Regions from separate parts of the Homo sapiens genome. Here region 1 is linked to region 2. The links are chromatin loops, found by intact Hi-C in ENCODE. Cell type or tissue: adrenal gland. All regions are shown on one strand. Links, peaks and the distances in the headings refer to the core of each region. The heading gives the core; the rest is flanking DNA. Region 1 overlaps LOC124907896 (a long non-coding RNA gene). Region 2 overlaps KIF5C (kinesin family member 5C).

Region 1 (16,654 bases), core at 2,772-10,771, 460 kb after region 2:
ACCCAGGTGCAAATCATCAGTATCTCTCATCCGGACAATTGAAATATTTCCTAATGGTCTCTGAATTGATTGCTGCTGCTTGCCTACTCAGTTCTTTCCACAAAAGCCAGAACGATCCTTCAAAAATGCAAATCTCATAATGTCTTTTCCTTTCCTGGAAGCTGCCAGTTACTTCCCACTGCCCACAGTGTTCTCCACGCCGATGCCCACATTCCTCCCATCACCATTAGATGCCTGGGACATTTGACTCCAAGCCACACACCCCATTCTCCCACCTCAGGCTTTCCACCTAGGCTGATGCCTCGGTTTGGAGCTGTTAGCTCTCCACTTGCCCCTTCATTCCACAGTCCCAACTCCTTTATGTTCTATCTTACATATCACCTCTTGGAGGAGAAGTTTTCTTCCTCTGTCTCCCACTTCCAGCTAAGTCCCATCCTCTTTACATGCACCCACTGTATCTTGCCTGTCTCCTTCAAATATTCAATGTAATGGAAACTTTCTTCCTCATTCAATTAAAAGGGTAGAGATTTTGTTCACGGTGCTCCACACTCCATCCCAAGCAGCTGTCACAGTGCCTGGCACACAATCAATGATTAGGAAATAAATATCGGCTGGCTGCCTATCAGGTGTGGCCCCAACTACCCCCTCGAGACTCTCTTTGGCCTCTTAATTAAGCATCTACGGAGCTTCACACCTACAAAGTTCCTGCTGGCGGGGACAGAATATGGAAAGAAATGGATGTAGACAGAGTCCGGTTTGGAACCTGGAAGCAAGGCTGTTGCCTTCCAGAGAGAAAATGTCTCGGTTAGAATTCTGGACATTCTCCACACAAGCAGACTTTTTTCTTACTCTTTGTTCTAAAATGTTGGTGTCACTCAAAGATACAGACTACAGACTTCAAACAGAAAGCGTAGGCTGAGAGGAAGAAAGGCCGGAGCCATTTCCTGTTCCCCCTGCACTGCACGCCAGGGGAGAGGGCGTCCTTGTCCCCTTCCTGCCTCCTCAGTAGTATGTGGAAGCCTTGGAGGTTCCCAAGTCAGTGTCTCTCCTGGGCTGCAGAAAGAGGTCTGGTGGGAGAAACCACAGCTGGGATGCCGGGGGTGGGGTGAGGTTCCCATGAGGGCCCATGCGTGGGAGCCACTGGTTTCTTCCCTTGGAAGGACATGGGCACTTGGAGTAGCTCACCTTCCTGAAGGGAGATGTGGCCGTGGGGGAAGGCAGCTTCTCCTCCATGGACGGCTGTCGGCCTCCTTCTCAGGGTAAGGGGAGCTTCATTTCCACTCCCTTTCTTCAGAGTCAACCACAGACACCTGAAGCTCATTTCCATGTGCCTCTCTGGAAAAATCAGAGTTGCTTTATCCTGCAGTTCCGTGTGGAAGAGCTGAGAGTGTTCTGCCAGGAAATGCAGTCGCCGGGCACAGTGGCTCATGCCTGTAATCCCAGCACTTTGGGAGGCTGAGGGGGGCAGATCACCTGAGCATTTTCAGAGGCCAAGGCGGGTGGATCATGAGATCAGGAGTTCGAGACCAGCCTGGCCAACATGGTGAAACCCCATCTCTACTAAAAATACAAAAATTAGCTGGGTGTGGTGGCGGACACCTATAATCCCAGCTACTAGGGAGGCTGAGGCAGGAGAATTGCTTGAATCTGGGAGGCAAAGGTTGCAGTGAGCCGAGTTCGCACCACTGCACTCCAGCTGGGTGACAGAGCGAAACTCTGTCTCAAAGCAAAAAAAAAAAAAAAAGAGAGAGAGAGAGAGCACAGTGGCCAGCATCTGGCCCTAGCCAGGATGGCTGAGAAATCAAGGCGTCCTACAGATGGGCCTGGTTACAGGGGCTCTGGGGGCCCTGCCATATCGGAGATGGGTGGGGGAGCAGGTGGTAAGCGTGGGACAGTGTCAGCTGGTGCAGTGTGGCGGAGTTCAGCAGCCTAGGTTTGGACGTAGCCATGTGACTTTGAGCTCTTCCTCTTCAAGGCCGACTGTTCTTTGGTGTAATAATATGGAGCTGGTTGTGTGTACCTGGAGAGAATCGTCTGTGGATTTCTGAGCTCGAAAGCTGCCTGGACGGATTCAAGAGGTGACGTGCACAGCTATGTCTTGGGGGCTGAGCCCAAGGGGCCTGACCGGTGCCTTCTGCGCTGCCATGCTGCCCTCATAGTGGCTTCTGGGACACCGTCAGCCCTGTGCTCCCCAGAGCCTGCATCAGAACTTCTCGAACTTTTCTGCTGAAGTGTCCCTAAGAAGAGCAAATGCCTGCCCCTGAGCCATAGATAGGAAATTTCTTTTAAGTCCCTTGTTCTATCTTAAAAATTCATGTGAATTGTGCATCTTACTCCATAATCTATTCATGCTTGTTTTAATATAAATATATTCTTTTCCTCAAATATTCAAATAGAATATACAGTTCTAGGAAGTTGCTGGGAGAAGGGGACTGGGTGTTGAGGAAAAGGAGGGAGAACTTGGCCTCTCACATCTGAAACCTTGTTTAATTCTCTCCCCATAACCCTATGAGGTAGAGGCTTTTTTTTTTTTTAGAGGAAATATCTTTCTGTGAAAGAACTAAAACATTACAGGTTTAAAAAAGCTGAATGTGAACATCCTCTATAATCTAACTCCCTAAAGAAGCCCCTGGTAAACAGTATCTGTGGTATCTTCATTTCCATCAGCCCTGCTGAGTGTGGAACATCCCTGCCCCCCAGAGTCTGTGACTTGTGTCTTGGTTGCACTGTGACTTGCCCTGTGCACAGAGAACAGACTCCTGCCTATTTCCCATTTTGTTCATCAGATGTAAGCTTTGGCCTGATGTCAGCTCCATCAGAAACCAAAGGAAGTGCCAGGAGGGACACTAACTTCGTAAGGCCCTACCCTGATCTTACTTTCTAAGTTCCTGAGGTCATGGCTGAATCTGACAGTTTCCCAGCATGGAGCTGCCATGAGCTGGTAGCCAGGTGCTCAGGGATCTGTTTTCATGAAGAGAGGAGCCCATGCAGACTTCCATTCAGAGCCTAATGAGGAGGAGGGAAGGAGGTGGACATGATGGTGTTTGTCCCCCTGCTGTGGGTAAGAGGTGGGATTAAAAAGAAGCTACAGACAGAAGGTCAATGAGCTCCCTGCCACAGGGACTTTGGAGACCCGGTCCAGAGGTTGGAATTCAACACAGCGTTGGGGTGAAGGTCTTTCTCCCACATTTGCAGGTAAGTAGGAGCTCAAGAAGATGGCCACGCTCCCAGAGATTCTGGCCAAAATGCTCATGAGTGGCTTCATGGGCAGCGATCAGTGAGGGGTCCAGGCAGAAGATCCTGAGAGGGAAGCTGGTTTTTTACACAGGGGAGACCCCAGCAATACTAGTGGGGGGTGGGGGGGAAGGGGTCAGAGACAATGACCCAATATAATTTAATGTTAATAGTTATGTGGCCTAACAAACATCCACATCTGGGGAAGGCTTAGGGAAATTCAGCTTAGAGGAAAATTCCATCAACCAAGCATTTCATCATGTGATCCCTTTTGCCCATGGATGGTTCTAAAAACAAAAACAAACAAAAAACAAAAAACAAACTGAAACGTACATATTGAATGAATTTGCCCCTTCAAAACAGTATCTCAGGAGGTTACCCATGCATTCCAACAATGCTCATGATACTTTCAGAAATTATCTTTGAAAACTGACTTCAGAGCCATTCCGTGAGTCATACTTTGGAGTCAGCTGGTTTGATCGCCCAATTTATTCTTCAGCTTTGCCTTTGAATAATTTTTGTTTGGTTCCAAAGATAAAAATCGTTTGTCAAATAATTATGCTTGTCCACCAAGCCTCCTCCTCTGTAGACTGTAAATTTCTTGAACCAACGGAGCATGCCTGGTTCATCTTTGGCCATCCAAGCCCTGGCCAGGCACTTCAAAAATGCCTGATCCACATTTCTTCTGAGGCTGTTCACTCTACTCCATAGGGCTGTTCCCAACACTGTTAGGTTCTACAGATAGCAGACCCCCAAAATCAAAACATCGGCCTTCTCTTCCCAGGTAGCTTTTTGGGATTAAACAGTTATCCCTGAAAAGGAAGGGTTATTCTAAATCTGCACCCACCCTAGCCCATGGTAGAAATACCTTCTGGAATAAGCATCAACAATTTAGCCTTTTTCTGTTGGTTAAGGTCACAGGGAACAGTCTGTGAACATTTTTCTCTATGTTGCTTTTCTTTTCAGGGGTGTAGAATAAAGATGAAAAAGCACAGCTCTGGGAGCACACAGAACAGAAAGCTGACACTCGCGGGATTGATTATGCATTCACTTATTTATTACAATTTTTAAAAATGGCCCAGCTGCTTCAGCTTACACAAGCTGGGCTGAAATATTTCACTCGATAGTATTCTCATCTGGTGGTTATAATACTGAGTGAATTAATGCAAGGGGTTTTTTTAACCCTAAAAGAAGAAAATCAAAATTAAGTAAAAAATAATGTTAGTGCCTAAAACTGGGATTCAAACATTCAAGTGTTTCCAAGGAATACCCATTGTTGGCCTTCCCTTCCCGACGCGTTGGTCCGTAGCAGCCCCCGTCCCTAGGGGTGCATATGGGACCCCCTTCACCTGTGAGGTTTTCCGGTTGCTCGCATGTGTCCCTCATGGGATCCAGAAGGCCTAGGCTCACACCTCTTCACGTGTATCCTATAAAACGCTCCCAGGAGATCCCTAGCCTCTGGCTGAGAATATGTGATCTGTAACCACGTGATCACTGCTGCCATGTGGTTTCGCTCCTGTTAGCATCACGTCCCTCATACATTATGTTTTGATCAAATGATGGAATAGTCTGATGCCAACTGTCTTAGACTGGAGGAATGTGTTGGCTCACGTAACTGGAGATCCAGAAGTAGGTTTGGCACAAGACGTTGTTTTGTTCAGCTACTCAAAAGGTGTCAAGAACGGGCTCCTCTCCTCTCAGCGTGGCCCTTCTCGGGTTGGTTATTTACCTCAGACAAGCTCCTTGTGAAGGCAGGAGGGCTGCTAGCTGCTCTGGCCTTATAACCTCCGAGTCCATCAGAAACTTAGCCTCCATTTCTCAGCTGTTTAAATGACGTTGTGTGATCTGACTCTTGGGTCCTAGTCGGGTTCCAAGTGCCCATTTCATTGGTACCAGGTGGGTTTCATTTTTGAACACAGAAGTCACTCTAGATATTGAGAGCAGACCAGGATTTAACACAGGTACTGGATGCTTGCAGAATTGTTGGATGGTCTGAAGGAGTGAGTTCCAGGTGGAATCTTCAGAAATGACTCCCAGAACACAGCAGAACTGACCTGCTTCAGAGAGCTATGGTCTTTGAAACACCTGGCAAGATGGGGGATCAGGAGACTGCCATGGGAGCAACTGAGTTCAAGTTCACACGCCATATTTGTAATACAGGCCTCAGGAGGCCAGCACTGCCACCCATCTGCTTCTCAAACCCAAGACACAAGTGTCACATACCTGTCTTCCAAATCTTGAGTGGAACATTTTGGATAGTAATTTACATTCAGATCATTGTCCACAGAATAGTCAGGAAAAGGTAGATTTTAGCTGTACAGCTCTTGCAAGTTGTAATACAGGACGGCACACTGGAGAGAGGTTGGAAAGGATTCTGAGAGCCAGTCCACCACGGGAAGAGGCTTATGGGGGTGGGGCGGGGCAAGGCTTCCCTTTGCCAGGCCTTGAGTGACACTTATCTCCTGGGACTAGGGGAAGGTCAAGTCCACTGGAGACAGGAGGAAGGTCAAGTCTACCAGTAGCCTGGGGACCAACAGTCCAGAGGAAGTTTAGGTTATAGTATAGTCATTATACTGTTACTAGAAGGTGAGGTAACAGATGCTGGGTGACAAAACCAAAAAATGTCCCCTGCAAGGTATATGAAGCTTCATCACTTACAAGCACCTTCATGTACACTAATTCATTTGATTCTCACCAAACCCCACGAAGAAGGAAGGTCAAACCCCATGAAGGAGGAAGGAGGAAGGTCAAATAGTGTCATTCCCATGTTACAGATGAGGAAGTCCAGACTCAGAGGTAAGAGCTCACCCAGGTGAATCCCTTACAGCTGGTGAGGGGCAGAGCTTAGATTCAGACCCAGTCTCCTGACTTAAATCCTGTTTCCTTGGGCTGGATCAGAATGAGAAGAAACTTCTTTCTGAAACAAAGTTGCTGGAGCCCAGCCCTTCTGTGCAGAGTCTTGTGCCAGGGGAAAGCAGTTTCCCATGTTCTGGAAGCTACGGTCAGACTGGAGTACGGGTGGTGGAGGACTCTTGCGCAAGAGCAGGGGTGGGACACAGGCACGAGCACTTGGGTGCTTTGCCTTCTCATCATCTGGTCTTTATGTGAAGAATAAAGGAGGAGTTTCACATTTGTTTGTTTAATGACGAGTGTTCCAAGATGCTACAGTATCATTATAAATTATAAATTCAGGGCAGGGATGGGCCATTTCTCCCAAACAGCAATATTTTTAGCATTAGCCATTCTCACGTAAATGCAAAATCTTCTTTGATAAGAGATCAAAGCAGATCCCTCCTTCCAGCTTTCCCTGTGGGCTGCAAAGTGACTGGATTTGCATAAACCAGATTACAGCCACACAGAGCTGTTAGCAGCATTACAGATGCCTCCTGCTGTCAGCACCCAGGAAAGCCCACACTTCCCCAGAGAGGAAAGCGACGCTCTGGGGGAGCTGCTTCTCCGTCAGGTTCTCGAAGGCTCAGGCCTCTACAGTGACAGAGATCTCAACCCCATACCACATGGCCTCCTGGGGCACCGCATCTAAAAGATGGGGATTTGGCCTGGGCCAGTGGGGAAATGTGAATTTGGGAGCACGTTCTTGGGAAAGAAGAGGAAGCATCAGGGCCCATCTCTGGGAAGTGCTGCCTCTAGCTCAGACTGGGCCCTGACAGCCGTCTGTGCAGATGGCTTCACTTCACTGGGCAGTGAGGCCATATCACATTTGGGATCAAGGAGGATCTCCCTTTTCATGCATGTGGTTGGGTCAACAGACTCTTAGAATTCTCACCACCCTCCTGCAGAGAAGGCCTTCGAGAGGAGCCGGTCCCTACCGAGGTCCTGGCCAAGAAGGGTCAGGTTGGCTCAGTCTTCATGTCATCCACACCAGGACCCGGAGAGGCCTTTATAGCACTCTGCACAGAGAGCTGTTTTTTTTTTTTTTTTTAATTTTTATTTATTTATTTATTTATTTCCTATTGCTTCATTTTACCAAAGTTAAGGAGACACTTTGGTTATGGGCTGAATTGTGTCCCCCCAAAATTCCTATGTTGAAGCCCTAACTCCCCAGTACCTCAGAATGTGACTGTATCTGGAGACAGAGCCTTCAAGGAGGTGATGAAAGTAGGTCATATGGGTGGGGCCTAAGACAATATGACTGGTGTCCTTAAAAAGAGATTAGGACACAGACGCTCAGAGAGGGAAGACCATGTGAAGACATAGGAAGAAGACGGCCAAGAAGAGAGGCAGGCCACAGAAGAAACCAACTCTTCTGATACCTTGAGCTTGGACTTCTAGCCTCCAGAATTGTAAGAAAAGAAATTTCTGTCGCTTAAGTCACCCAATCTGCAGTACTCTCTTATGACAGCCCTAGCAAACTAATACATCTGCCCTCAAGAGCAACTGCAAGCATGATTTCTTGCCCCTGCTCTCTAGCCCTTTTTCTGAATAGAACTGCTAATAATTTGCCCTCTGGATCCAGAGATGGCAATGAGGCCATCCCCCAGAGGCATGAGCTTGGAGTCCCTTCTCACTGACTGTGGTATCATCCACATGTGTTCTCTCTCTCTCTTTCTAATCTTTCTAGTTCTGAGGACTTGCAGAGGCTTACCAGGTGCTTCTGGCTGGGGAACAGTCTGTGGAGGGGAACAGAGGGGAGGAGAGGACCCACATGTACAACCTACCTTCTCGGTCCCCTCCATTCTAGCTAACCGACTCACCAGATCTTACAACTCTTCCCTGCATCACGGGTTTAATCCAGTGGGCATCACCTTCCCAAGTGTATTTCCAGCAACACCAGCACAGCACACAGACACATGCTTGCCTGCAGCTTGTGTTTTTCAGACAGGGCCTGTGCCTCGTCCATGCAGGCATGATGAGGCTAATCACAGTCCTAAGTCTGAGCTGCTGAGACGTTGTTGATGATGACCATTGGCGAACCAGCCACTTGCTCACGGGCCTTCACAGTATAGCCATTGTTCTGGTTATCGTATTTATTTATAAGCATAGTGAAATCTTGGGAGAAAAAGGAGTAACCACACCACTAACAGTGTACAATGCAGATCACCTCTTCCCAAGTGGAAGTCCTGTGGCACCCATTGATCCATCCCAGGCTTTTCATCTGCACTGTCTCCTGTCTCCTTACCAAGCTCCCCTGTGTGGGCAGCTCTCCTCGGGACCATCTTTGTCCTCCCCACCACGCCCAGCACAAGTCCTGGCATGAATTGGTGCTCAATTCATATTTTCCGGAGGAATAAATTATGCTCATAATTTAGATTCATTTGCAAATAAATAGCAATTTTCATTTCAAAGTATTTCTCCTTTATCATCCTTTCTGTAACCATCATTGCAGTCAGGGAAACAGAGATACAAAAGAGTATTTGGGATTTAGAGGAACCTCTACTCCTATTTTCCAAACATAATTGTCCCTTCCTTCTCCCCATATCTGATACTAGTAAGATGAGACTTTTCCCAAATAATTGGCCCAACATCTTCCATGGTGCCTGGACTGGAGTAGGCATTCAGGAAATATCTGTTGAATGAATGGATGAGCGAGTGAGTAAACGCTCATTTAGGGTAAAGGACAAATGTTCTTATTTAACACTCAGCCACCCAGTAACTCCAAGTTTCTTAAAACTCCTTCTCACGTTCAGGCCTCACAGCCTCCACTTAGCACATTGTTTCAGAAATGTTTTCGCCAAGTGCCCCTATCTCAGAAGAAGACACACTCTTGGTGATCTGGCCCAGATTCCAGAGTGTCCCACAGCACGGAAGCTTCCTCCGAGTCCTCCTGCTGGACCTTCACAACGTGCGTGGGTGGTGTATCCTCCTCCATAACACCGCGGTGTTTGTATCTATGTTAAAGTATTTTGAATCACTCATAGCTGAGTATGACTGATGCTCCATGAAAACGTGTCCTGTCTATTGCAGCTTCCATTGCCTCTGGCACAATACCATGTCCCCTCAGGCGTTTGTGCACCCCTGAGTGCCCAGCAGATGCTGAAGCCAGGGAAGCCTAAGTCAATCCACTGAGCTTAGGAGGAAAATGTTAGAACTCCCCTTATACGGATTTTTAATGTTACCATGGGATGTCAGAGGGTGGCACTATCCTGCCTTAAGCCTGTCTGGGAGGAGCCAGTGGACAGTGTGGTCCTGGGGCTGGGGCTTGGGGTGGAGCAGGACTGCTGCCCGGTGCTCAGAGGCCCCTCAGAGCGGCTGGTGGTTAGCCCACCTCACTCCTGCTCTTGCATTAACACCCCCCACCCCAGGCTGGGGGCAGCTGGGAAAAGCCCCCTTCTCTAAGGGCACTAGGAGCTGATAAACCTGGCTTGTTTGTGATATCTAGAGGTCACTGAAGAAGGCAGCTGACTGGCAAGGGTGTGCATGAGGGTGGGAAGAGTTTAATCTTAAATTGGGTACATCAACAGTTGCATTTTTAGCTCAATATCAGCAAGAGCCTGCAGGCACAACATTCCCTGTGGGAGCATTCCCAGGACAGACAAATCCAGGTGGGCTGTGGTAGAGAAGGCACTGACAGGAAGGAGGGCTCGTCCGGAGCGGTGCACACATCCACTCATGCGCACATATACACAGACACACAAACACACACACATGCATGCAGGCACATAGACATGCAAACACACACATATGCACATGCACACATGCACATACAGACACAGACACATAGACACATGCACACACAGACATGCACATATGGACACACAGACGCAGACACGTACACACGTACACAGACACATGAACATGTTTATACAAACACACAGACACATGTACATACATACACACATGCACAGAGACACACACCTGCACACACACACTCACCTGCACACATACAAACATCTGCACACACACATGCACATACACACACCTGTACAGAGACGCACATGAAGAGCAGAGTTAGGGAGTCCAGGGAGCTTTGCAAGTCCTCCAGCATCAGTGGGTGTCAGTTGCCTGGTCTGGGCATATGGTGTGGAGTAGGCAAGTTTTAACATGAGTTTGAAGGAGGAGGATACAAAGCACAGAGGTTACACAAGAATAAATGATACAACTGTAAAGAAGCATCAGTGAAAATTAAGAAAAAATATAGATCATTAATTCATGTAAAAGAAACCTGTTAAGTGGGATGAGGAAGTGGAGATGACAATTCTAGACAGCTGTCTTAAGCCCACATCCAATATGAGTATGGAAGCCATCCAGGTGGTAGAGATGGCGAGCGCAGCGGACACATCCACGTGGAGGAAATGGTGAGGGCATGATTTAAGGGAGGTGTGGCACATTGAAGGATGTGCCTGCAGCTCCATCTGGCTGGAGCATGGGCATGAAAGGGCGCAGGCCCAAGAGCTGGGTGGAGAGAGAAGCTGGGGCAAAGCATACGAAAGGTCTCCATCCCAGGAAGCTCAGCTACCTTCACAAAATACCAGACCACGTGGCATAACAACATAATTAAGCAACATTTATTTTCCCACAGCTCTGGAGGCTCAAAGTCCAAGATTCAGGGACTGGTAGGGTTGTTTTTTCCTGAAGCCATACTCCTTGGTTTGCAAAGGGCCACCTTCTTGCTGTGTCCTCTGTGCAGAACACACTGTTGGCGTCTCACCCTCTTCTTATAAGGACACCCATCCTATCAGATTGGGACCCACCCATCTCACCATGTTTAACCTTAATGCCCTCCTGAAAGGCCCCATGTCTAAAAACAGTCACATTGGGGGTTAGGAACTCAACATATGAATTTGGGGGGACACAATTCAAGCTGCACTCAGGAGTTGAGATTTTATCCCTTGAGTTTTACTCAGCAGAGTAACAGATTTGACAGGTCTGTTACTTGCTCTGGTGGCAATGTGGATTCTTAATTAGAGAGGAGGGAACCAGAGCCGAGAGCCTAGTTCAGAAGTCACGACTGCATCAGCAGTGATGCAGATTGAAGGTGATGGTGGTCTCAACTGGACAACGGCAGTGGGAATGGAGAGAATTGAGAGATGTTAGGGAGGCAGTCATTGGCTTAGGGGAAAGGGAGTGGGAGGCCTTCTAGTGGAGGCAGCTACTCTTCACTGACAGGGCAGTGGCCAGTGAGGGGTGCCTTTAAGGGGCAGCTGGTGAGCGACTGGAGTTGAGGTTCTGGTGCGGCAGAGGGAATGGGAGATGAGCGCTAATGGACCCACCAAGAAGGCTGGCAGTGAGTTTAGTGTGCTTGGTTTCAATGGAGGGGCACTGCGCAAGCCTGGGGGATGTCTCAACTTCTCCCTGCAAAGACACAAGCCCAAGGTCACGACCTCTGCACTAGTGACCCATTCACAAAAATAAGTGATTGACAGGGAATTGGCAATGCAAATCCAGAAAAGAGCAAGGAATCAAGACATGCACATGCAGAAAAGAACACTTAGAAAGTGAATACAAGATGAGGAGATGGAGACAATTACAGGCACTTTCAAAAAGCTGTCAGCAAGGAGGAGAACAAGGGGTTGAAGGTCTTTTTATCGAGTTTTGTTTGATCTTTCACGAGGAGAGACACATTTGCCTGATGGTCGCAAGAGGTTGGTAGAGAAGGAGAGGCTGAAGGTGCACGGGAGAGGTGGCCCTGGGGAGAGTCTCCCAGTGGTTTTTTTTTTTAAATTTTATTTTACTTTAAGTTCTGGGATACATGTGCAGAATGTGCAGGTTTGTTACATAGGTAAATGTGTGCCACGGTTGTTTCCTGCATCTATCAATCGGTCACCTAGGTATTAAGCTAGTGTGCATTAGCTATTTGTCCTGATGCTCTCCCTCCCCTTGCCACGCCCCCCTAACAGGCCCCGGTATGTGTTGTTCCCCTCCCTGTGTCCATGTGTTCTCATTGTTCAGCTCCTACTTATGAGTGGCAACATGCAGTCTTTGGTTTTCTGTTCCTGTGTTATTTTGCTGAGGTTGATGGCTTCCAGCTTCATCCATGTCCCTGCAAAGGACATGATCTCATTCTTTTTTATGGTTGCATAGTATATTCCATGGTGTGTAGGTACCACATTTTCTTTATTCCAAGTGGTTTTGGCCTTGGGAGGTGAGCGAATTCTCATCTGCTGCTTCCACCTTCTTTGTGACAAGATGTGCCACTTTGGAGCCACACCTCTTGTTTTTATGTGGAGGAATTTCAGTAGGCCCACCTCCCCTGGCTCTCTCCCCACCCAGCCCTCCCTCTCCCTGTGGTCAGTGTTGGCTCCTGGATGGAGAATCTGGGAGAAGGAGCTAAAGAAGCTCACCTGGACCCAGGCTTGCTCGCCCCTGCTGAGCCCTGTACGTGCTCCCTTCTTTGCATGGCCCATGTTCTCAGTGACTGGTTCCGAGGTGCCTGGTGGGTATACAACCGGGTGTGTGGGAATACTGACTCTTCATGGATCCTCAGACAGGAGGCTGGAGGAGCATGTAGGCAATGAGAGTAAAATGCCTTTTAGACTCTGCTTTGCAAAGCCGTGCCTTGGAGGGCAGGATTCTGGAACTCAACCTTTCTCTCCCCTTTTGATCAAGCAGCTCAACCCTTATGCCCCTCTTTTGTTTCTGCTTCCTGGTAACATTTCTTTTGAAGAAAGTTTTCTTGTGGTTAAAAAAAAAAACTTTTAAAGAAAACCTACAAATCTAGTGCAACTGCCTCATTTTTCAGATAAGGAGGCCCAGAGAGTCAACTCTTTCACCTTTCTAGATTTCAGTTTTGATTTGCGAATTGACTATTTTTCTTAAATTGGAGCATATTTTTTATCCAAGTTCTGAACTGGAACCAAAAGAATCACCATGAAACACATTTCCTTTGAAAACTGAATTCAGGTCAGTGACATTGGCGATAGCCAGGCCAGCAGCGGGGGACGAGGAGACCCATGTGTGAAGCTGCTCCTTTCCCTCCGAGTCAAGTGCATGCAGCCGGACCAGAAGTTGGTGCTTGCAGATGTGCAAAGTAACCCGGGAGCTCCTGATTTCTGGCATTTTACATAGGTCCAGGGTTCACATGTAGTGGGGAAGATGTGCCTCTGCCAGGCATCTGCTGGCCACTGAGCAGTCCCCTCCAGAGTCAGAGACTGTGGATCAGGAAAGAGCAGGGAGAGCGAGGTGAGGACACACGGGTTGGCTTTGCTTCTGGCACCCACCTTCTCAGCTGGTGGGTGGCCTGTCTCCCTGTCTTAGCTTAGGCTGCCATAGCAAAATCCCACAGACTGGAGGCGCTTAAACAACAGTTCTGGACGCTGGAATTCCAAGATCAAGGTGTCATCGGGGTTGGTTTCTCCTGAGGCCTCTCTCCTTGGCTTGCAGATGGTCATGCTAGAATTAGGGCTTCAGTGTATGACTCTGGGGAGGACATGATTCAGTCTATAAAACTCCCTTAACTCTCTGAAGTGAAGCTGTTTTGGTCGGAGGCTTATCCTCTCCCACATCTCTTCCTGTTACCTGAATCAGGCCTGGCACAGTTCTCAGGACCTCTTTCAACAGCCCCTGGCATGGCCTGGGAATAGATGTATTCTGCTCTTTAAGGTCCGAAATCCTCAAAACCCAGCTGAGTGCTGGGAAAAGTACCCTTCTCTAATATGACACAAATGGTTTAGGTTAACTTGGCCCAAACTCTTAATTCTACAGCCTTCCTACAATTTCCTACTTTTTTGTCACCAGCTTCTCTCTGACTCCTTGCTAAGTTCCTCAGGCCTGCTGGCCTCAGACCAGCTACAGAAGTCCATCCTTTTACAGTCTCCACACACTCACAAGCAGCATTTTCCCTGGTCACTTAACTTCCGGATGGTTTCCACGTGCAACAGCCTTCTGCGACCTCCTCCTGACCCTCAGCCCTTCATCTTCCCCAGAGCTGGGGCTCCCCTGTTTATTTGGCCCCTGGGAAGTGTGGCCCAGCTCTCGTGTGCAGCTGATGGTGTGCTGCCCTGCTCAGCTCCCCTTCAGGACCGAGGAGACCATCTTCTATCTGCATGGGATGTTGCCCCCAGAAGCTCTCACAGCTGAGCCCTTCCCCAGGAACTGCCCCAGACTGAAGGGAGCTGCCTCACCAACAGGGCATCCTACACCCAGTGACTTCTCCATGGGAGGTGGGGTACAAAGCGTAGCCCTTATGCCTCCCTTTGGGGCAATGTGAAAGGCCACCCCAGTTCCAGTTTCCCATGGAACTGGCTGATGACTGTGCTGCCACTTCCCCCTCTGCTCAATGTCCTGTTGCCTCTCTACGCTCACAAGTGCTGACCCTGAGAACCTTCCCTGGTAAACTTCTTGCATGCCAATCTCCCTCTGTGAGACCATCTCTGGAAAACCTGGGTCTGGCTGCCCCCGGGGGCAGCCCCATCATGGTAATCTGCATTTCCCCAGCCTCCCCCAGAGTCCTAGCAAGTCAAATTCTCTCCATCTTTTGTCATCATCCCCTTTCTATTGACAGATAAATGAAGGCTTGGAAGGGAGGAGACATAACAGGACCAACCTCACCTTGCACTGGTGGCAGAGCCAGCTGGAAGGGCACGGCTGCTGGGTTATGTGCCACTCCCTGTGGGTTTGGTTATCTAGTTGGCTTACCATGTGGTGCTGTGGGTGCCGGATGGTAAAACTAAGCTGGATAGTCTTGGCTAACAGAGAAGAAAAATCTCTCCATATCCATGCATCCCATCGCTTTGTGCTTCCTCATAGGTGGGTCAGCATCATCAACACTCCCTTGTATAACATCATTCTCTCCCACCCAGAATGCTCAATTTCCTTATCCAGTTGGGTTAGGGTTCTTTTGGTTGCCAGGAACTGAAACCCATTCAGGATCATGAGGTCAGGTGATCTCTGGAAAATCCAATAACTCTAAGTACCTGAGTTTAGGAAAGGTTGGGTGTCAGATGGCTTCAGGGATCACTTCTATCTCATCTCCCTTTTGAGAGGTGGTAATTCATGGTGGCTACAAGCAAGCACTTATAAAACTAAAAAAAAAAAAAACTAAATAGGGAGCCAGTCTATTTAGTATACATCATGGCTTTCCCAAGAGTCATTTTGGGCACACTATGTTTATGCCTTGGTTTCTTATCTGTAAAATGAGGATAATCATAGCATCCATGTCATAAGATTGCTATGAGAAATAAATAAGGTAATTTAATGTAAAGGACTTAGGGACTTAGTGCAGCACTTGGCATACAGGAAATGCTAGAGGTGATCGCTCTTTCTCATTCCCGGCTTCTCCACTTTCTTCCCTGTATCTGTTGTTCTCTCTTTCCCAGCTACTTCCTGTGGTTCCCCATGACTTATGCATACACACGACCTGATAACAGCCACTTTATTCTCATCAACTTGATTTTCATCTCAAGGATCCATTCCTGAAGGGCATCTCCTCTCTGTGCCTCTTGGTTTGGGCTTCCTATGAGAACGAATCTGATTGTTCCATATTCATCTTTTTGAGGCCAGTCAGTCAGGTGACATGTCATTGGAAACTTAGGTTGGCCCTCCTCAAATCAGGTGCTCATCTTGGTCCAATCACCCAAGGCCAGGAGATTGGAATAACCGTTGGGATAACCAATTCCCTTTCCACTCAGCAGGCATGTGGGTAGGGGTAGATTGTGAGAAGGGAGAGCAGGTAGAGCAGAAGCCCCTGAGTATGCCTACTGCAGCATCCTGCCAAACAACCTAATCCTGGCTTTCCCTTTGCCATGATTTCTTTCACTGCACATGTTGAAGGAACAATCTTTCTAGATGGCTTTGCTCCCTCTCCGCCTCCTTTACCCCTTGCATCTGACTGCCCGTTCTACACACTCACCTGGGTGTATTTGCTAGAAATCCCCTATTTATGTCCTGGAAACAAAATTCACAGCTGTCTGGTCCTTTTTCTTCCTGACCCCCCACACCATTGAGGCTCCTCTGTGAAATCTCCCCTTGTGGGTTCCATGCTGCTGGCCATCCTTCCACTCCTCCTGCCTCACTCTCCAGCTACTTCAACAGACACTTGCATGTCTAATCTTCTGACATAGATTGTGAGCTTCTAGAAGATAGAAACAATATTCCACAGAGTGATTTAACAGTACTATGTAAGTGACCAATGGCAGGGAGAGGCTTAAAAATATTGCACTGGAGGTGTCATGGCATCCATGTTTCTATACAACGAGGGCTCCTTTTTAAGCTATAACTTCAATCTAAATATGACTAACTCTTTCCATGAAAAAAGGTACAAAGCCCTTACTCCCTTTGGTGCTGTGAATGTTTATCTATCTCCAAAGAGAAAGCACAACAACCATCAGAATATGTAGGTGGCAGAAACAGGAAGCTATAAATACCACAATACCAGATTTTTTAAAAGAGCTTCATGGAGGAAATCAAAGCAGTTTATAGGAAATGATTGGCACTTAGTGTTTCATGGTTGTGTTTCATGCAAAGGCTGAGACATACCACCAGGAATCTGCGGCAAGAGGCAGCAGATGACAGCACAGGAAGCCCA
Region 2 (16,654 bases), core at 5,238-13,237:
GAAGAGGAGAAAAAGAGGGAGGAGGCTAAGTGCCTTCCTTCAGGAACTGGGCACCGAGCCTGGGTCACACCATTTAGACTTTTGCTTGGGTTACCATTCTCCTCTTTTAAAATGCAAATGCACCTTTCGAGCGGCTCACACACATTGAAAAGGGACTTGGATCAGTAGTCTGGAGAATTAAAGTCTAACTCCAATCTGATTCCTATTTAGCAATGTGACCTTAAGTAAATCATTTCGCCTTGCTTCCCATATAGAAATCTGTTTCTTCATCTACAGAAAGCGGGAGGGGAGGGAACAGTGTAGACCCTGGGTGGGGTGGGGGTGGGGAGGTCAGCATTTCAATATAATTGGTTTTCTTTGTAATCCCAGGTCTTTTATGCAGAGCATTTGAAAACATTATTCTGAAGGAGCAGAGGGCATGTCAGAGGCTGCGACAAGGCAGGAGCACAACATGAGGGGGTGTCACCTGAGAGAAACTGCAATGATGCCATCCTGGTGGCAGTGCCACAGGTCACTGGCACCTCTACCTGCACAGACACATGACAGTGTGGGGCCCTAAGAAGTGAGCACATGGAACCAGGTGGCTGGGTTGCCCAGTGAGCGTGTATGTGTAGGGGGAGAAGGGGAGGCGGTGGTGCTGTCTTCTCTCGAGTGTTTATTAACCTACTAGAATCCTGTAGTCAGGACCAAATTTTTTTTTTTTCTTTTCTTTTCTTTTCTTTTTTTTTTTTTTTTTTGGTGCTTTCATTACAGATGCTCCCCCCCATCTACTGGGGCATGCGTCCATCCAGCGGAATCACCTATGTGACCCTGGCCCTCGGGGACTAGGAGAGGCAGCTGGGCCCGCCTGCCACCTGCCATGCCAGGGCTCCAGGAGGCTCAGCTCCAGATCGGAGAACAGACCTTGGAAGCAGCCCGCCCAGCCTGCTGTGTCACCAGGGCAGTGCCCACAGGGCAAGGTGAGCAGGGCCCTCGACTAAGAGCCACATCCTTCCAGGCTTCCCCAAGAGGACCGAGGCATGACCACCCCCACACCCCTGGTGCCCTGGGCCGACTCACTCCCGAATCTCATCAATGATTTTCTGCTTCTCCTCAATTTCGTCTCGGAGTCTGGACAGCTGCTTCTGGTGAGCTTCCCGGTGGCTCTCCATCTGCTGCTCCAGCGCCTTCTGCATCCCAGGCCAAGAGAAACATGTCATCTACTCGTTGGCACTCAGCCCACTCTGTGACAAGCCCTGGATCTGGACCTACCTCCTTCCCTGTGTCCCTCAGATGTCAGATCCCAAAACTGGGGGCATTTCTGGCTGTTTTGCCCCCAGGACCCGGCCTTGCTTTATTGGGATAACAAAACCCAAGATCTGTTATCAAACCAAGTTGGCCCTAGAAGCCAATTAGCCCACCAACTAAATAAAAAGTGTTCCCTTGACCTTTTACAGCCCAGCCTGAGCTTCTCCAGCCAGGTCAGTCAGAGGGCACCAACCTCTCCCTATCCACGTAACCTCCAGATAAGCCTGTAACCTGTGTGAGCTGCACTCCCTCACATGTAAAACTGAGATAAAAGCCCCTGCCCTGCCCACTGCACAGATTTATGATGATGTCCAAAGGAGACCTTTTGGCAACAGCACTCTGAAAACAGGAAAGGGACTCCCACGACGCATGATTTTATTCTGCTGGCTGGAGCAAGGGCATGCCGTGGACGTCTTTAACTGTGGACCTTGACTCAATGAGGCTCATAGTTTGCCTACAACTAATCAAAATCCTACATCTTCTCCTGTCTCATTTTATTCACCTAAAAGTCTTACTCCACAATCAATTTTCCTTTACAGTTTAAAATGTGACCAAAAGAAAAATCTCTATGTTTGAGATAGAAACTCAAATTTGGTGTGTTCTGCGTAAAGGTTGGAGGAAGAAATCCTTAGAAGTTAACTCCGACAAAAGAGCCCATGCAGTGATTGGGGGTGCTACCCTTTCCCTCTTCATCAGGAATGGTGAAGACAAAGGTATTAACGCAACTTAACCATTCTCTACAGACATCTTGGGGTTTCTGGACTTGTTCATTTCTAAGCCAGGCTATACTCTGAGATCGACTCTGAATGCCCAACAACAGCCCCTCCCCTGTCCCTTGCCATATACGGATCTGAAGGTGACAGATTTTCCTAGAACAAGCATTTCCAATCCAAATGCATCAAATGCACACTGGGCTTGATGGAAGGGGCAGCCACACACACCTTCATTTCTTCAGCATCCTGCAACCGCGTCAGATGTTCCTTCTCCTTATCCTGGAAGCTGACTTCGTGCATTTTTTCTGTTTTGAATTTTAAATGATGATTTAAGACTTAACTGGTGGGACTCACACCCAAAAGCAAAAATTAAAAAACAAAAAGCAAGAAAAATGGCAACAGAGTGAAACATCAGCTTATATCAGCAATTACAACCATGGCATAAAGGAACAGGCAAGGACTTCTGGCTAAAGCCAAGGCTGCCCCCTCCTGAAGCATTCCTTCCACGGGGGAGCGCGACAACTGCAGGGGACAATGCTTACTGGGGGACAATGCTCACTGGGGGCGGCCCTCCTAGGACTGCACTCTGGCTTTATGTCACCGCACACCTGGGAGGGCTTGTTTCCCACCTGGTCTCTGTGAGCAGCCCAAGGTCATGTGCATGAACGGGCCTTACAGATGATAAAGCCCTCTGTGACTGTTAGGTGGCCTGTGGACCCATGCCATGATGGGAGTTCTAGGAAGACCTAATTTACCTCCCATGGGTAGGCGTTTATTCTCTAAGAATCTGGGGCAGGAAAACATACTCTGTTTCCAGGATGGGAACACGGGAAACAGAAAGATAGCATAACATTTTTGAGATTAAACCAGAAGGCCCCATGTTTGGGGCAGGGCTGCAGTGTGGCACTCCTGTCTCAGCATATGCTTGGTCGATGGTGCTCCCTAAATGCCAGCCAGGTGCAATGGGCAGCCCCAGCTGGGGAGCTGGGGTGCCAGGGGGCAGAGTGCTTTACGACAGTGACATTCAATTCATTATTTCTCTCTAGTCTGTTCCACTTCAGGTTTTCTTGCCTCTATTTTATTTCAACTCAGTGGCCCCACTGCAGGAACCACCGGATGCAAGAGAGAAACATGATTTTCCATGTGCAGTTTTGATGGTGCACCTACTCCTAACATGCCATGTGTTACCACACAAAGAACATGTTACAAGGTTAGAGCAGAGAGTGGGTATGTTCTTTCTTTTTAAATTTGCCTTGGCGTCTGACACAAATTGCATTTACTGAGCAAACTGTAAAACAACAATAAAGGATATAAATACTGATAACAGCATCACCAATCCCAACTACCCTATCACAACCACTTTTATCTTAAATATGAATTTTTAGGAACACAAGCATCCATTCACTTTTTTTTCAAGATGGAGTCTTGTTCTGTCGCCCAGGCTGGAGTGCAGTGCCACGATATCGGCTCATTACAACCTCCGCCTCCTGGATTCAAGCAATTCTCCTTCCTCAGCCTCCTGAGTAGCTGGGATTACAGGCGTGTGCCACCACACCCTGCTAATTTTTGTATTTTTAGTAGAGACAGGGTTTCACCATGTTGGCCAGGCTGGTCTCGAACTCCTGACCTCGTGATCCGCCCGCCTCAGCCTCGCAAAGTGCTGGGATTACAGGCGTGAGCCACCGTGCCCAGCTGCATCCATTCATTTTTAATAGTTATAACCATAGTAAGAATACAATGATATATTGTGATTTTCACCTAACATTGCATCATAAACATTGCTGCACACCTTCATGTATTTCATGTGAAGAAAAAGTTCTATTAAATAACACGCCATAGTGTATTAACTATTAGACATTTAGATGGCTTCCTCTTTTTTGCTGATCTAAAATTCTGCAATGAATATCTGAGGTGTGATGATCAAAAGGTATGAAAAATGTTACAGTTATTAATATGTATTTTCAAATGGCTTTCTGAGAAAATTCTAACAATTTTCATTGCAACCCATAATATATATGTTCTAGTTTCACATTGCATGGCACATACATTCTTAATCCTGTTCTACTTTCTGCATTTCTAGACCCTTCTCTTGAATTTCTGCTTATATTCATTAATATTTATGAAGTGCTTCCTATGTGCGAGGCACTTCCCTAAGCTCAGGAGATCACAAGGCTGGCTGGCAAAGGGTAGAGCTTGTTCAAGGGGGTGCCAGGGAAGCCACGGCAGTTCAAACTTTATATTAAGAGCAACAGGATGCCATGGAAGGGTTAGAAGTGTCCGTTTGGACAGAGAGAGAATGTGAATTTTAGAATCATCCCTCAGGATGCCACACAGTGGCTGGCCCAGAGCAGACTGAGGGTGGGCATGGGTAGATGGATGTAGCCACAGTCCTTAGTTAACCTGGACAGTGAACCAGAGGGGCCTCTGGCAGGTGAAATGGACCGGCTCTGGTGACCAACTAGAGTCAGGAGGTGGGGAGCAGGGGATTCTGATTTGGGTAACTGGGTGGACTGTGAGGAAATGGGAAGATGAGCAGATTCAGTGTGGGGATGGTCTCTCAGAAATCTCTCCTTTTAGGCTGGGCACGGTGGCTGACTCTTGTACTTTTGGGAGGCTGAGGTAGACAGATCACGAGGTCAGGAGTTCAAGACCAGCCTGGCCAATATGGTGAAACCCCATCTCTACTAAAAAATACAAAAATTAGCCAGGTGTGGTGACACGCATCTATAGTCCCAGCTACTCAGGAGGCTGAGGCAGGAGAATCGCTGGAACCGGGAAGCGGAGGTTGCAGTGAACTGAGATTATGCCACCGCACTTCAGCCTGGGCAACAGAGCGAGACTCCATCTTAAAAAAAAAAAAAGAAAGAAAGAAAGAAAAGAAATCGCTCCTTTTTTTCTAGTTATGGTTTTGTTTGCAGTAGACCTAGAAATGCTTTAACTGAACGAAACTAAACATCATGATTCCAGCCAACCAGAGGCTGTCTGACTCAGGCCAGGTGTTTGACACCTGCACGTTAGTCAAATATTTACCCTGGGCTCGGAGCTTTGCCAGCTCTTCGCTGAGCGAGTCCTGGGACTCTTCTAGCTGCCTCCTCTTCTGTTCCATGTTCTGCATGTAGTCTGTCAGAGACTTGATCTTGGCTTCGTGCTTTAAACAAGCAAAAAGGAAGAGTGAATGACTAGCAAGTGGTCATCCAGGCTGGCCTGGAATTGTCTGGTAGGAAAATGCGAGAGAGGAGGGGTTCCTGAGTCCCTTTTCTGAGTGCCACAACCAAATGGTGCCCATTTTACCCTTGCCTTGGTGTTCAGAATCATACCAAGACAGACCTCTGCTTCTCCCTGTGCTTCTCGGCTTCATTCCCCACAGACACCACTCATGGCAGGCCCCTCCTCACCATCCAGTTAACATGAGATGCCAAAGGCCGAGCTGGTTTCCCTTCTCAGAGAAAAGCATGCATGAGAGAAAGGGGCTGGGAAAAGTGCAGGGCTGAAGGCCTCATTCATTGAACATGCACCTCTGGATTCCATCTTCACCATTCAATTATTAGGTCTTCCCTTTTTCTGTCCTTCAGACACACCAATTCCCATCTCAGGGCCTTTGCATTTTCCTCTCCCTGGAAGCTTTCCCTCCCCACCATCACCACCCCACCACATGCCACACACACACACTACCTTGGCTAGCTCCTTATCACTCAGGCCCCAACACTTTCTTACAGCACCTAATGTCTACATCATTTGTCTTGTCTTTTTTACTTGCTAGCTCCATGAGGGTAAGTGCTTAATAAATATTCGTGAAATGAATGGATGAATGAGAGCTTGTTGGCTGAACAGGGACAGTGGTAACTTCTAGGCAGATGGAAAATATATACAGAACACTCCCCTCTCCAGATCTGGGGAGCTCAGCTTTAGGCAGGAAGACCCTGGAGACTGAGCTTTAATCTAATGAAATAACCTCTCCAGAAAACACAACTCCTCCGTTGGAACAGTCATCTTATAAGCACAGTTTTTGGTGACGAGGATGAATGTAAACAAAGAAGATAGCATTTCAGCTGGAAAGACTGTGTCAGATTCCTTAGATCACATCAGAATATAAACAGCCATGGTTTCTGTTACTTTTGAACCTCAGGAAATAATGGTCGAATCTTTGCTATGCATGAATTGTAGCAGAGTGCAAACCTCCACCTAATGGAAGCTGTGTTTGTTGCTGATGCAGAAAGAGAACTTTAGAACAGGTACTCTTTAAACTCAACACATCATAATATTCTCGACTCTGATCTCATACAGCAAAGTCAGTGTCAGTCTGAGACCTGGACGATTCAGAGCACCCCACTGGGCCCTCCTCTGGCTACACCCTACTCCACTAAGCAAAGAGTTCACAGGCCAAAGGAACATGTCCATCTGAACCTATGTCCCCTATAGACCACCCTCAGAGTACTGGGGACCTAGAAACTTCCTACTCCAGGTCTGAAGGCCAGGGCTGGCACTACCTCTTCCTCACCCATTTAAACAAATGGCAGCCGGCATCTAACAGTTCCATCAGTTCACACCGGGTGCAAAAGGGAGTTGGACATGGAGCTGGTATGTCCAGCTTGAAAGAGAAGAGGGTGGGCTGCAGGCCATGGGGTCTCCATGAGTACCCTTGCCTTGGCCCCGAAATGTTAGAGGCAGGCTGGCCAAAACACATGCTTTTGGTATCATAGATGACCTAGAAATCACAGATGAGGTACACTGTTGCCTAATGCATATCATTTTTATTTTAATTTTTTATAAATAACAACTATATAATCATAAAAAAATAAAGTTCTAAAGCAAATCCAGAAAAAGTGGTGTAAACCATAAACCAATCTATGGACTATTTCCCCCTGATATTCCTGGTCTTAGCTGCAGGAATGCAAAGCACAATATAAATCCAACTCAGCATTTTCATTTTCACTTAACTTTATACCATTAGACTTTCCCAATGGCTAGGTTTTTACATTTTTTATAAGAGCTGCATAATATTATTCCATGTAACTTTATCTTATTAGTCTATCAATGGATATTTGGGCAATTTATTTTATTATAATGCAAAATAACACTGTCTTCAATACCTTGCATAAAAGCTTTTAATATTTTTAATCAGGAAATGAGAATACCATATGAAATAAATTTTTTTCATTTTCATTAACAATGAAAAATACTGTCAGTGAAATTACTGGACTAAATTATACTTACATTTTTATGGTTTCTGATTTCCACGGTGCTTCCCAAAAGGACTGACCAAATTATACTTTTATCAACAATGTATGAATATATCAATTTTACTATCACATATTAGCACTGAATAATCTTTTCAATACATTTCTGCTTATTATGCTGGTTATAAAATGGAACCTTGTGGATCCATTTTAGACAGAGAGGTTGGAGATGTTTCTATGATTACACATTATTATGGTTAAAAGCATACCAGAATAAAGTGTGCTTTTGTCCGCCTCAGTATTATTTGACACACCAATCCATGTTGGTATCTGTTTCCTGTTTACTCCAAATGACAGCCTATTTTAATGCCTGGCATAAAGCAGCAAGTAGTATACAACTAGACCCCTCCTGGAAACGTCAGACCCAAATACCAAGCTCAGATATCAGTGGTAGCCCAGAAACTGGGTTGCTGTTTTCTGAAGCTACCTTATTAAACTGAAAATGCCACTCCAATAGGAAGAAGAGCAGCCTTACTCAATAGGCAAGTGAAATGTACCCTCGGGCTTGAAAAGCCCTTGAAGACATGGGTTTTGGGTTCACACACATTTTTTTGAGTCCTAGCTCTGTCATTCACGGGCTGTAGGTGTTTGGACAGACATTTAGTCTAAATCTCAGCTGCCTATCTGAGGAATAATAATAAAACCTGCCTACCAGGATTTTTTTCAGATTAAGTGAGAAAATGCATGTGAAGTACTTAGCACAGTGTATGGTACATAGTAAACACTCAATAAAATGCCACCTGCTACTACTACTATTAGTAGTAGTTTCTGTTTTTCCATATTAAAGTGGACCTATGGTAGAGATTAAAAGATGAGGGAATATTGCCTTACTTACAGGAGTTTTAGAGATTCCACCCAATCTTTTACATTCATTAGCTAGCTAGCCATCCATCTATGGATGGGTAGATAGATATATCCTCGAAAAAGGGAACGGACTCAACAGAATTCATCTATTTCACACAACAAAATGTAGCCCTAGGAATAGACCTGGGCTGCCATCACCTGGGGAGGCCAAGCTTACACAAAGCAGTCCCTCAACTAAGCCTAAGGTGCACCATCAGCACCAGCAAGGGCATGGAGGGAGCAGATCTCAAGACAACAAGAGTGCAATGATGGGGAAGGGAAGGGCCCACCTGGGAGATGAGCAGCTGGCAGGCTGCCAGCTCCCGCTCGCTGGCATTCATCTTCCTGTTGGAGTCCATCTGGGCGCTCTCGAGCTGTTTGCTGCGGTTCACCAGGGACTTGACCTCTGACTTCATCTTGCTGATGTACAGGCGGGCCATGGTAAACTCCTCCTCAATGACTCCATTCACATCTGCCAACTGAGCAAAGAAGGGGACACACTCAAATGTTGCCCACAATTTCCATAGGTTCACGGACTCCCTGGAAACCTGCCCCTGGATCCCCAAGGTGTCCATGGATTTCTGGTTCAGAATCCTAATTAAAGGACAAGCGGAAAGTACTAAACATTCAACCCCAAGTTCTCCTACACCTCAGGTGAAACTTTCAGTTGAAACCCCCTACTAAATATAATCCTCAATTAACTAGGTTTTTCATTACCATCAATTTTTAGAAAGAGAAATGACAGCATAAGAAGAAACACTGAAGATTTTTAAAAGGAGATAACTTCAAAAAGGTATTCCATTCAATGTCTTACACCTTACATCTCTGTAACAGCAGCGACACCCAATGCTCCGAAAGGTGATGCTGAATTCCTATAAAAACTCAAATCAAAACTTCATTAATGTTCTCTATAGTGTGCTTATTCAGGTAGACAAGTAGTGTAATGCCTTGAATATGTTTCTATAAACAAGGATTGAAATAAAAAGGTGTTTCTATGTAGTCCTCAATTAAACAGAAAATCGAATAAATAAGAATGTACTATGAATTACCAAAGGGCTTCTTGATGAAGGTTTCTCAGCATAACTTTTCATTACTACTACCAGTCTATTTTCCTTTGCCTTTTCACACCTGTTCCTTCCAAACAGACAGTAATCTAGCTCATTATTTAAGATCATCTGAGAACAACAGTCTAAATCCACCTTAGAAAAGAAGATTCTGACAGCCAGCATTCCCGCATGATCTATATTTAGTTTCTAAGTTTCAAAGCTCTACTTGAAACAAAAGTTGAAGCAAGCTACTTGGGATAGAAACCCATCCGCTGAAATGCAAACATGGTCTTTAAGAGCAATTGACCAAATGAGCAAGTAACTGTGTGCATATTTTGTTTAGCCACCAGAGTGCAGCCTAGCACCTTAAGAGAAAACAAAGAGCCCTGTCCAGAATCCAGCGCAGAAACACAGGCTTCCACTGGTTGAAAGACAATGACTCCAACCGTGGTTTTTTGATGTTCCACAGTACACTCTGAGTGCCCACCTATGTCGTTATTGATGTCATTCACTCATCATATCACTATCTGTTCAGTAAACATTTGAGGGCTAAAAAAATGGAACCAGGTATCAGCCCTGAAATTTGGTAGCAAATATGAAGTACACTAGAAACTGCTGAGTGCCTGTAGTTTGGCATCAACCTTACCATAAGAATTCAACAACAATATAAATAGCCAACACACATATAGAAAAGGCTCAACATCATTAATTATCAGTGAAATGCAAATCAAAACCACAATGTGAAACCACCTTGCTTCTGCAAGAATGGCCATAATAAAAAAAATAAAAAAAAATAGATGTTGGCATGGAAGTGATGAACAGGGAATGCTTTTACACTGCTGGTGGGAACGTAAACTAGTACAACCACTATGGAAAACAGTGTGGAGATTCTTTAAAGAACTAAAAGTAGATATGCCACTCAATCCAGCAATCCCACTACTGGGTATCTACCCAAAGAAAAGATGTCATTACATGAAAAAGACGTGCATGTTTACGGCAGCACAATTTGCAATTGCAAAAATATGGAACCAGCCCAAATGCCCATCAGTCAATGAGTAGATAAAGAAAATGTGGTGTGTGTGTGTGTGTGTGTGTGTGTGTGTGTAAAATCATGGAATACTACCCAGCCATAAAAAGGAATGGAATAGTGGCATTCGGAGCAACCTGGGTGGAATTGGAGACTATTATTCTAAGTGAAGTATTAATAACTCAAGAATGGAAAACCAAACATCGTATATTCTCACTCATAAGTGGGAGCTAGCTATGAGGACACAAAGGCATACGAATGATACAATGGACTTTGGGGACTTGGAAGAAAGGGTGGGAAGTGGGGTGAGGGATAAAAGAGCACACACTGGGTACAGTGTACACTGCTTAGGTGATGGGTGCACCAAAATCTCAGAAATCACCACTAAAGAACTTATCCATGTAACCAAACACCACCTGTCCTCCAAAAACCTACTGAAATAAAAATTAAAAATTAAAAAAGTTCAACAATAGTACATGTCAAGTGACTCCAGTGTCAACAATACTGCAGAATGTATGTCAACAGCAAGAAAATTGACAAGTATCTATTTCTGACTCTACCTTCATGGAGGTCCTTGTTAAACCCATTTTACTTCCGACTGCCAAAGATCTGCCTACCAAAACCACTCCTCACTATATTCCTTTTCTATTCTAATGGCATGGAGACACTGGGTGAGAAAAGCATGCAATCTTTAAGTTGAGTGTGTTCTGCCACTGTCTTTAGTCCAGTGTAGGAGAAGGATGAGAAACACCTTCCTGAGCCTGACCAGGTGTATCTTACATCTTGTCCAGCCTCTGCAGAAAGACAAAGTAAAACCCATCTCTTCCACATGGAATTCACAGCCTACACCAGCTCCTGGTAGGAAAACGCTGCTGAGCCAGAAGCTCTGGCACCCTGGGAAGAGAATGAATTCCTCTTCTTTTCCAGGTCTGTCAAAGTAGGACACTTTGTCTTTTATGCCTAGATCCCATGTAAATTGAGGAAGAGTAAAAATATAGATATGTATAAAGATGGGCTTCCTCCAAAATAAGAGCTAGACATTTCTTCTCCCAAACCAGAGCTATAACTTCTGAAGCCAGTTCCTGTCCTTGGAGATCTAAAAGGAGATTTTGAGTTTGTGCCTGATGGATAAAAACAATACCCCTAACAAAGGGGTTTTAACTGTGAGGTTTCTTACCACTACAAAGTTCATATATTTAGTGGTTTCATGTTCAAAAGTTTCCAGTAATTTCAGGACACTGTTATTTAAAAAAAAAAAAAATCAGTTTGCTGCTGAAATTTTATTTATAACTGTCCCAGAGTCTGATAATGCCCCCAGTAGTACATACTAGACCATGGGATCCAGTATCAATGACCAACCCAGGAGAAAAGACCACACCGTCATGAAATCTATGGAAGATGTGGCCTGCTGCTTCTACCTGCCTATACAGGGAGTCATCCCTACCTCTCCACCTCCCTACCCCCATCTCTCAAGCATGGAGTGGCTGTGCACGATGATGAACTACTGCCATTCCTAGGCCACACCCAAGGTAAGTAAGGTGCATGTTCACATTTAAAGTCATAAAAGTTAGAATGGGACAAAAAGAAGTCAGTGTGGGCCAAAAGAAAATAAGGCAGCCAGTCCAATTCAGTTCATTTACTCTACCTCAACTTCTATTCAGGTTCTGGCTAAATTCCTTTGAAGGTAGCAAGGTAAGGTAGGCCCCAAGAAATACAAATAAAATCCTAACCCCCCGAATGACTGAACAGACCCCCTCGTGGCCAAGGAGACCCCAGAGAAATGTTAAATACCGAGTTCCAGCCCAGGACAGATTGGGAAGTTGGAAACGCCTGGTCATACACCCTCCCTCGCCAATCAGCATTAGGCTTTCTTCCCCAAGGGTTAAACAGAAGCCAGCCCTTTTGAAATATTCACTCCACTGCTTCACTGCTGATAACCACAGCCTGCCCCTGCCCCTCTCTTTTGCAATTTCAACACAACCACCAACCAAAGTTCCTTCCCCAACGAGAGACCACCAACCATGAAGTGGTTCTGGTTCTGGCCAGGCTACTAAGGCTGCACACAGCCTTCATATCCTCTGCTTCACCCTTTGATGTACAGGGCCTAATTATAATACATTTAAATGTTAAGTCTCCAAATAAAAGTGAACATGGGACCCATGTTGCATACATGTTTTCCTACTACACATGCACATGCCACTCCTTCATGAATCTTCATAGCTCCTCCTGTAACCTGTTGAATAAGTTTATTTGGCCACCCTGTGAAAAACATAAGTCCCTGTCATTCTTCCCATCCTCAAAGTGCTTCTTTCTGGCTTCTGGCCAAAGGCTACACTTCCCAACCTGTAAGAGTGGCCACCCTGCAGGCTGCAACCCATTATGAAAAATAAAGCTCTCCTTTCCAAATGTATGGACCTCATCATACTTCTGTTGACAGTTCAGTGCCACCAGTACATGAAAGGAAGAGAAGGCTCACTCATAAACTTCGATAAAGTTAACATTGGGCTCATCTTGTTATATGCTGGACTCATCTTGTTTTGTTGATGAAACAAAATGACTGGACTCTGGAAATGTTTCAAGACATGATTGAGCTGGGGATATATGGGTTTTTCTGTTTTCTGGCTTTTCAGAGCTGTCATATTCTAGAACTGTGGACTGGGGAAGGCTCCAATAGTCATATTTTTCCCCCATCCCAGAGCCCTACCAGGAGGGACCTTGTGAAAATTAAATGGCATTTTAGGAATAAAAATACAAAACCACTGAAACAAATTCCCTTGATCTGTTCATTTTCCTATATCAAAAGAATTACTATATCAATTCATAGTCATGACCAATAAGAAAAGTACCTGTACCTATAAGGATAAATCTAAAACAAATGTGCAGAAGTCAAGTAATTTCTGAGCCGACAATTTTTGATACTGTCTGAGCTTATCTTGTCATTTTATAAATTAGAAAAATGAAGCCCAAAGAAGTACAGTCACTCATCCAAAGTCATACAACTACTCCCTTAGCTCTTATCACCCTAATGATGAACTCATAATTATATGAAAAAAACCAGAATGATAGAAATGATGGCTATCAATGAAATTAACTAGGACATCCAATGTCTGGAATCCAAAAATAATCTCAAAAATATCCAATTGAGTATTTAAAAACAATCTCAATCTCAATCATAGTTCAGATTCCCAAAGGTAAAGACTCTTTTTTCAATACTGAAGCACCCAGACACTCCTGATTTCATTAGCATTTTCATCAGCTCTATTTTAGAACTTAGCATAAAAATACCTTCTTCCTTTATCGTTATCAGCAGCAAGCATCAACTTCCCATATATCAACTCCACCTTCATATTGTGAGGCCATTTAATCACCTCACATCGAATTTTATTGCTCAACACCAATGTATGGTTCAAAAAATTAAATCTTCAAATATAAAATCACCAAATTGAAGCTTAATAAGATTAACTCTATAGTATCTGAGAAGTCTGTGCTAGAATTAGATTCATTCACAAGGATTTATGAAATAATCAGTTACAATAAAGGTTCCATGAAAGAATGGTTACATTTACGAGCGGTCATGTACTCTAAGCTGGGACCTGTTACACCATCCAAAAACGGCTTTCAACATTTCCCAGAAATAGTCTACAAAAGGAAGCCTGATCTTGGGAGCATTTTCCAGTATTTAACAATCCCAGCTCACGACCTGAGTGTCCCCACTAAGCAGACTGATGTAGAATTCAGCCTTTTAAAGATAAAATGGCTAAATTCAAAGAATTTGGTTTCAGGGAATTGTGACATGTAAGGTAAGCAATGTAATACCATTCCCCAGCTCAACAAAATCAACATATATTCATCAATGACTCCTTTGTATAAGATGCTGTATTATTATAAAGCTATGGTGATCAAAACATTGTGGTATTGGCAGGAAGATTTGATCCATGAAACAAAATAGAGAGACCAGAAACTGCCCCCACATACTTTTGGGGGAGATGGGGACATTCATTATCTTAACGGTGCTGATGGTTTCATGACTGTACACATACGTCAAAATTTCTCAGACTGTATACTTTAAATATGTGCAGCTTTATGTAAATTATACCTCAATAAAGCTTTTTGTTTTGTTTTAAAAATGTCTCTACCCTGTCTTTTTGGTTAATAACAACAATAGCCTTTCTATATTCCAGCAAATTGTTACCTGTTCTGGGCTGATACCATTTTTAACTCTATCTCTTCCTTCTATTCCTAGTTTCTGGACAACTTTATACCACCCCTATTATCCCCACATCTCTTACTTTCTCGCTGTCAACAGCACCAATGGCCAGGTGTGGTGGCTCACGCCTGTATTCCCAGCACTTTGGGAGGCAGAGGCAGGCGAATCACTTGAGGCCAGGAATTCGAGACCAGCCTGGCCAATATGGAGAAACCCCATCTCCACTTAAAAAAATAATAATAATAAAAAAATTAGCAGGGCCTGGTGGCACATGCCTGTAATCCCAGCTACTCGGCAGACTGAGGCACATGAATTGGTTGAACCCAGGAGGCAGAGGTTGCAGTGAGCTGAGATTGCGCCACTGCACTCCAGCCTGGGTGACAAAGCAAAAGTTTGTCTCAAAATAAATAAATAAATAAATAAACAAATAACCAAGAGCACCAATATGTACAACCCCAAGGGATTCATCATGATTGGTCTATGCCAATTATAGTAATCCCAGTCCCCTTTGCTTTCCCAGAAATGTGGAGTGGTCATGTGATCCAGTTCTGGCCAATGAAGTGTAAGGATATGTCTCCTGGGGACTTCTGGGATATGTTTCCCTCCTGGATTAAAGAAGTTGGCCTTTTCAGCCCATCCTGCCTTGGATGTGGTTGAGTGAGGATGTGATGATTGGTACTACAGCAGCTATTTTGCTACCATGAGGCATAATCCTCTGGATTATGAAAAGGAAACAAGCTGAGGACAGGAGAAAGGAAACAGAGAAAAAGCCTGAGAACTTGACATTGTTGAGCCATGGCACCAAAACAAAATTTGCTTCTCAAACTTTAATAAGCATAAAGAATCACCTGGAGAATCTTGTTAAAGTGCAGATTTTGATTCAATAGGTCTGAGGTGGGGCCTGAAAGGCTGTAGTTCCAATAAGCTCCCAGGTGAGGCAGATCACACCCTGAGTGGCAAGATTTTAGACTTCTCATATTGTGAATAATTAAATGTGGTTTTATTTCTTAAGCCACTGTTAGAATCCTATCACTTTCACACTGACTTGGAGAATTTTCACTTCACTGGGTTCTTTCAGAAAAGGAAAAACACAATTCTGAGACTAGAACTGTTGCTTAAGCTATTTAATTCCAAACTTCTGCAACATTAGGAAATAAGTTGAGAAATAAACCAATTTGAGAAATAAACCAATTTACACAAAGCCAACCAACATTTGAAGACACTGCCTAGATTTGAAAGATAATTTTTTTTCTCCTCCTCCTCACCCCAACAAACAATTCACTCAGTCATTCAATTAGCCCTTTTTTCATTCATTCAAACACTAACCAGCACATGGCAGATGCAAAGCACAGTGCTAAGCATTGAATGCTTAAAAGAGTAAAGCACAGACCCTACTAACTTGACAGGAGCAGGTAGAGAGGATAAAAGAAGGGCTGGCTTACAGTTTTCACATCATTGGTGCCAATAATTCCACCTATCTCCCCCAGATCTTTCAACAGCAAATTCAGGATCTCAGTTGCCCTTTTCTTCTGGTGGTTGCTAAGCTCTTGTAGCTGGCTCAGCTCTCTCTGTGTGGTTGTCAATGTAGTCTGAAAAACAAATTTCAACAACAAATTCAAAGGGTTGCCCATCAATTTCATACACTCCACATTACAAAGAATAACACCATCATGTAGAATGGATTTCTTTTACATGACTTCAACCTAAGAATCCTTTTAAGGCAAACTCTCGCATAGCACTGCATTCTTGGATAAGAAGGGGAACTCTTTATCAACAAGTTGTATCACATGGCCTGATACATTATATGTCTACATATCAGATGACAATTTCCAAGTCAGGGAAATAAGTTAAGCCAAAAAGGAAGTCCTTAAATTTATAACATGTAATTGCATCTTCCTACTTACCAGATATTCTATGTCAGTCCTATCTGTTTCATTTCAGGGTCTAAACTTACCTGCAAGGGTCCCCACCTTCACTCCTAAACAAACCTGCTCCCTGGGCCACCTCCATATTCCCACCTAAATTGATAAAGACAGATGGGTCTAGAATAGATGGCCCAGAAGAACATTAATAAGTTTAGAAAACAACTTCAAAAAAAAAAGTCTTCCAATTTTCAGAGTGAAGCTGAATTAAACACCCTTCACCTTTTTTCAAAATTAGGTTACGTTCAATAGTTGGTTTCTTACTATATAGCAGAAGCTCTATTTTCTTGTCAAACTTTAATAAACCCATCTCTTTTTCATCCTCATGTATCTTGCCAAAAGGTATGTATTCTTAACTAACGTTTAACATCA

What was found. Hi-C counts contacts between places; a loop is a spot of excess contacts. Peaks named below come from ENCODE experiments on the same cell type or tissue, not always from the same donor. Only the 100,000 strongest peaks of a DNase experiment are listed, where the experiment ranks them.
Region 1: it touches region 2 in a loop (2.6-fold over the local background); 3 of 110 quality-filtered maps call a loop at or near these places.

The regions. Positions count from the first base shown.
Region 1 is chr2:148,524,606-148,541,259 of GRCh38, reverse strand. LOC124907896 (a long non-coding RNA gene) reads right to left here. Exons shown (of 2, transcript XR_007087259.1): 2 at 11,837-16,654. Among named protein-coding and RNA genes, the nearest start is that of EPC2, 110 kb to the left of the region's middle. In adrenal gland, for the core only: no CTCF peak of the experiment used is centred there; a DNase peak (open chromatin) is centred at 6,903.
Region 2 is chr2:148,982,915-148,999,568 of GRCh38, reverse strand. It overlaps KIF5C (kinesin family member 5C), which reads right to left. Exons shown (of 26, transcript NM_004522.3): 15 at 15,803-15,949; 16 at 8,371-8,559; 17 at 5,031-5,148; 18 at 2,229-2,305; 19 at 1,060-1,169. Among named protein-coding and RNA genes, the nearest start is that of LYPD6B, 47 kb to the left of the region's middle. RefSeq lists a silencer at 1-94 and an enhancer at 1-298. In adrenal gland, for the core only: a CTCF peak has its summit at 9,467 (motif pointing right); a DNase peak (open chromatin) is centred at 9,459.